Regions from separate parts of the Homo sapiens genome. Here region 1 is linked to region 2. A link is an interaction called in ENCODE POLR2A ChIA-PET data of the cell type or tissue named here. Cell type or tissue: MCF 10A. All regions are shown on one strand. Each heading gives the region's core, and the rest is flanking DNA. Links, peaks and the distances in the headings are about the cores only.

Region 1 (2,914 bases), core at 281-2,780, 180 kb after region 2:
AGTGCCCTGTCAGAAGAAAGCTTGGTGGTGGTTAGGATTTTACAGAAGGTAATTAGGATTTAGGCTGAATGTACATTTGCAATAAAATAAGGTTGTGTTAGTGTTGTGCTGGTGCCTGCAACTTTACCTCTTGCCAAGGCCAGAAAATTCTGCCACGTTTCCCTAAACACCTATAACTTGGCCCTCTTGTGTACAGGCAGTATTCCATATTATTACACGTGGTGCTGATTTTTAATGAATATTATAAAAGTTTGGCTCGCTCTACTGAGAGAAGGATCATAAATCCCCCCTGTAAAACGGGCACTGGCGTATGCTGAGGAAGCAGTGAAGCGTCCTGGGAGTCTTGTGATATCATCTAAAGTGTTGCTCTGAACTACCTTCATTTGAGGGCAGAGTTTTGAAAGGCCCCATTTGGAATGTCTGTGTGGAAAGCTAAGTGATGGCTGAAAGCAAGCTGAAGGTGCTGAGCTAATTTTTCTAACAGCACTGCAGAGTCCCTGCGTGGAGGTCTGGCACGGGACTGTGAGATTTTCTCTGCTAACCGACCCGGCCTTCAGATAAGGAAAAGTCCTAGAGCTAGGAGTAGCCCTCAGTCTCCTGACCTCTGGTCTGGTGCCCCCTAGGACAAAACACCCTGCTTCTGAGGTCCCTGCCTGACCCCTGGCAAGGACAGAGTACTAATTCCTGGTCTGCCCTGGCCAGGCCGTTTCTTATAGTTTTATGGATGGTTCTGTTTCTCATTCCTCATTCTTGTAAGTATGTGTTTGTGAGATAACTTTACGCATTTTAGTAGCAGCAATAAATGTTTTTCTCACAACAAGGGATGCTTGAGAGCATCCGTATGAGAGTGGTGTAGATTCATTTATTTTCAAGCAAGCGGTGGCTGCCCAGCTGTGAGTGGAGTTGGGCACATCAGCGTAGGGGTGGTTGAGGAGGGAAATGAGGCTGCCAGCTGATCTCCCACCTCCATTCTGGATTCTACAAGCTGATCTTGTCAGATGGATACAACAAAGGCTAACAGGTCATTTCAGTTAGTCTGCTTGCCCAAAGACTCAGACTGGAGCTTTTTCACTTTGAGATTTTCAAGCATGAGGTGGGACATTAAATAGAGATGAAAAAACCTAAAACACCTGTGATAGGTTGCATCATCCAGTCATTCAAGGAGGCTGAATTAGGAGTAGTTAGCCTCTCAGGTTACATCCAGCTCTGCAATCATGCACCTCTGGCTGTAAGACGAAATCTTTGCTTTGGATAAGCTTTGAAGTCTGGTAGTGAGTTCATTTTTCTACTTTATTTTCGGTAGTTAGAAGTGGGTTATTTGAATTCAAGCCGAAAAATACATTCAGAATTATGTGAAATTAAAATGGTAAGTCAAGTACTAGACACTCATTTAACAGTACTGCTGCAGAGGTTGGGCTGTGGACAGCCTTAGCACCTCCATCATGAGTTTGCATGGCCACTCCTGGGCTTGTGCTGCTCTGGCAATTTAGGCGTTTATGATGTGAAACAGATCCAGGTCCTTCCCTCTGTATAATCATGGCAGTAAGTTGAGTGGAGGTCAATTTATTTCTCATGCCTGGAGCATTCAACCTTTCCTGATATACATTTTTTTCCTACATAATTACACATGTGTGTTGATCCAGAGCATGGGCTTTGTCTGTGATTCATTTCTAAGCATGATATTTCCAGGGACAATAAATCTGTATCATGGCATTGAAACAAATAAACTTTATTTCTATAATAGAAATCTTCTTGATTGTAGAAAATAAAACAGGAAAAATTAAAATATACAGGAAACAGATGAGGAAAGGAAGACGGACTAAAGACATGGGCAGTTCTTGAGCCTTTGATTTTCTTGCTCTCCAGCACCCTGTACAGGATTTGATGATGTTGAGAAAATATTGTATTTTTTCTTAGGCAGAACAGTAGACAGAATTTCAAATGTGGTACCTTGAATAAGGCATGGCAGGGCAAATTTAACATCCAATGAAATCTGACAAAAGTGAATGGAGTGGGATGCTGTAGGGGTTTCTGCAGACAAGGAACATGTCCTGGCCTCAACTCCTAAAGGATCACTCTGCTGGGTCACGGGAAGTACAGGAATGGAAGCAGAGAGACCAAGTAGGAGGCTATTGAGATAAGTCATTAGAGAGGTGATGGTGATTTAAACTATTAATAGAATGCTAGAATGACAGCCATAAATGGAATCCAGATATATTTTCAGCATAAACCGGACAAGATTTGTTGATGATTCCATTGTAGGATATGAGAGAAGAGTCAAAGGAAATTCTGAATTTTGGACTGAACAGCTTATTAATGGAGAGTTCATTTATCCAGGCGGAGCAGGTATGGGGGAAATGCTGAAACATTTGGTTTTGGATATAGTACATTTCAGATGTCTATCAGACATCTAAGTGGAAAAGGTGAGCAGGTAATCAGACATGGGAATCTAGAATTTAGGGGAGAAGTCCAGACTAGAGATAGAAATCTGTGTGTCATCAACACAGCAACTGGAAACATGGGTGGAGAAGAGGAGCAAAGAGAAGAAGTCTAAGGTTTAAGACCTGGGGCACTCCGACATTTAGAGGTCAGCAAGATGAAGAAAAAAAGATCCCCACAAGGAAGCTGAGAAGCTTCCTTGAGAGAGAAAGGGGCCAGTTCATCCCAACCAACAGAAGGAAGGGCAGCACAGGTGGGGAAGTGCAGGGAGGCTGGAATATCATGGTAGGAAGTATGGGAAGCCGTTGTCTGAGGAATTCTGTTTTCTTAGTGGAGTAAGAAGATAGACCGTTCACTGATAGTGGAGGAGGGAAGGATAGATTTAGGGGATAGAGAAAAGATGTGAACCAGTGCCAGGGATGTGGCAGAATTGCTGGACGGCACAGAGGACCTTGGGGGCCCACTCCTGGGGGCT
Region 2 (2,914 bases), core at 315-2,814:
ATTTGTATGAAAATTTAGTAAAATTAAAGAAATGAAAGTAAGTCACTAGAGGAAATCTGCCATTGAATTAGATATGATTGAGACAACTGTGAAAGATTGGGGAAATAATAAAAATTTAAAATGACTTTGCAGTCAGACTGTGTTGCAAGTGTCTTAAAAAATTCCTCACTTAAAGAGACTGAAAATGGAAATCATGCAATAATGTGCATGAAAGATTACATGAAGTTCCAATCAGCAGACCCAAACTCGAAGAAAAGGCCTCGAGCCCACATCAAAAGATTGGCAAATAACTGTTCATTTGCAACTTTAGGTTAAATACATGATTTAGGCTATGTAGTATCTTTTTAAAAAATGATTCACTGTTTAATTGATTTTTCAACTAATGAGAAAACACCCAGTCAGGTTAGCTAAGAGGGCTCTGACTCTGTAACCAGCCTGGAACCCTGGGAAGCTCTAGGTAGATAGGGTTCCTTCTTGTTGTTTTTTCTGATTTTTAAAATTTTCTAACTTTTCTTAACGGTTATTATTTGCTTATTTAAATAAAAACTATTTTAATAAAAAGATATATATCTAAATTTCAGCTATCTTGGAGCAAAAAGCCTTTGCATTTTATTAATTAATTAATTAATTTATTTTGAGACGAGTCTTACTCTGTTGTGCCCAGGCTGGAGTGCAGTGGCACAATCTTGGCTCACTGCAACCTCCACCTTCCGGGCTCAAGCAATTCTCCTGCCTCAGCCTCCCGAGTAGCTGGGATCTTACAGGCGTCCACCACCATACCCAGCTAATTTTTTGTATTTTTAGTAGAGATGGGGTTTCACCATGTTGGTCAGGCTGGTCTCGAACTCCTGACCTCAGGTAATTCGCCCACCTCGGCCTCCCAAAGTGCTGGGATTACATGTGTGAGCCACCGTGCCCGGCCACCTTTGCATATTTTAAACAAAGAAAAAAAGAGGCCAAATATTTTTACTCATGTGTTGCTTAAATGTTTAGTGATTCTGCCTTTTGCCCCCCATTTCTGGTGTGAGGCTACCTATCTATTGGTAAGACTGTTTTAACTGCAGTTCAATGAATATGACCCTTCCAAGTAAGAAAGGCTGAACCTTTCCAGCTGTAAAGGTTGATTCTGGGGCAGCAGAACCCTACCATGTGTGACAAGGTTTCCTTTTACTAATCTGGTTCTCCTCCTGTATATTTTGGGAAATGACACACGTCCAGGCAAAGCACACCATGGGCCAAATGCACATCCTCTCTGCCCTTAAGGGGCCATGACTCAAAGCACTTCACTGGGGATGCCCAGGGGTTGTGCATGACCAGACATCGGCAAAGTATTTTTGAGAAACCTCCTCCTCAACTAAAAATACCCACTGTGAGAAATCTGTAGCGTGAAGCAAGGATCGAGTCAGTACAACACAAAAAAAGAGACAGGCTTGTGGCAGTCTCAGAATCAAACCCAGTTCGCCCTCCCTTACCAGAACAACAAGAACAATCAAAAAAAAGGTTTACAGGAAAGGACTTCTTGAAGGCAGTAAGATGGGATACATGGCCACACTCATTTTAGTCTTGTCTTTTCTCTTTCTCCTTGAGGGCTGGGATGGGGAAAGTGGCCCCAAATCTGCTCAAAGTCCAACTGAACACAATCAATAATAGACTTACTATGACATTTTAAAAAAATTTCTACTGAGACATTAGTTTTATTCCTCAGTAAACACCTCCCTGATTTCTGCATCCCAGGAGAGCCTGGGCAAAGAAGAGCACAGGCAAGAAGTGTGAATGTGTTCAGAGAAAGTGTTGGCGAGGCCTGGCTCTCCCAGCCCCTCTGATGGCTGAGAAAACTGCTTGACAAGAGGGAGACCCACCAGGACAGAAGCCTGAGCTTCACAGGGCAGACACATTGCTAGTGTAGCTACTGACTGCCCATGGCAATGGTTCTATTTTTTTCATGGGAGACCTTCCTATAGTTACACATAAAAAAGAGACATAAAACCGGAGAACTTAACGGCAGAGAAAAGTAAAATGGTAAATCTAGAATGTTTTGCTTAACTTCAAAACTGTTGTTGAATAGTTTAGAAGGAGTAGGGGGTTGAATTGAGGTCCCCAACAATACAGGTGTCCTAACTTCTAGAACCTGGAAATGAAACTTTATGTTGGAAAAGGACCTTCGCAGATGTAATTAAGTTGAGAATCTCGAGATGAAATCATCCTGGATTACCTGAGTAGGCCCTAAATCCAAGGGGAGGTGTCCTTAGAAGACACAGAAGAGAAGACAGAGGAGAAGGCCAAGAGAAGAGAAGAAGACAGAAGTGGAGGCAGAGATTGGAGTCATTTAGCCATGAGCTGAGGAACACCTGGAGCCTCCCCAGAAGCTGGGACAGGCAAGGGATGATTCTGCCCTGAAGCCTTTGGAGGAAGTGTGGCCCTGAAACACCTTGATTTTGGACTTCAGGCCACCAGAACTGTGAGAGAATAAACATTGTTTTAAATTGTCCAGTTTGTGATAATTTGTTAAGCAGACCTAGGACACTAACACTGAAGGCTAGGACAGCTTATAAGAAGACCGGTGGGGGCCGGGCGCGGTGGCTCACGCCTGTAATCCCAGCACTTTGGGAGGCCGAGGCGGGCGGATCACGAGGTCAGGAGATCGAGACCATCCCAGCTAAAACGGTGAAACCCCGTCTCTACTAAAAATACATAAAATTAGCCGGGCGTAGTGGCGGGCGCCTGTAGTCCCAGCTACTTGGGAGGCTGAGGCAGGAGAATGGCGTGAACCCGGGAGGCGGAGCTTGCAGTGAGCCGAGATCCCGCCACTGCACTCCAGCCTGGGCGACAGAGCGAGACTCCGTCTCAAAAAAAAAAAAAAAAAAAAAAAAGAAGACCGGTGGGAAAACATAAAGAAATTTCTATTAGAAATAGA

What was found. ChIA-PET counts read pairs that join two places held together with the same protein. Peaks named below come from ENCODE experiments on the same cell type or tissue, not always from the same donor. Only the 100,000 strongest peaks of a DNase experiment are listed, where the experiment ranks them.
Region 1: POLR2A ChIA-PET joins it to region 2 with 5 read pairs; 5 of 35 experiments call an interaction of 5 or more read pairs at or near these places.

Annotation. Positions count from the first base shown.
Region 1 is chr6:90,297,689-90,300,602 of GRCh38, forward strand. LOC105377891 (a long non-coding RNA gene) reads left to right here. Exons shown (of 7, transcript XR_942778.4): 1 at 1-48. Among named protein-coding and RNA genes, the nearest start is that of BACH2, 2.3 kb to the left of the region's middle. RefSeq lists an enhancer at 868-1,369. In MCF 10A, for the core only: no CTCF peak of the experiment used is centred there; no DNase peak of the experiment used is centred there.
Region 2 is chr6:90,120,924-90,123,837 of GRCh38, forward strand. All of the region lies in intron 4 of BACH2 (BACH transcriptional regulator 2), which reads right to left. Among named protein-coding and RNA genes, the nearest start is that of BACH2, 170 kb to the right of the region's middle. In MCF 10A, for the core only: no CTCF peak of the experiment used is centred there; a DNase peak (open chromatin) is centred at 1,278.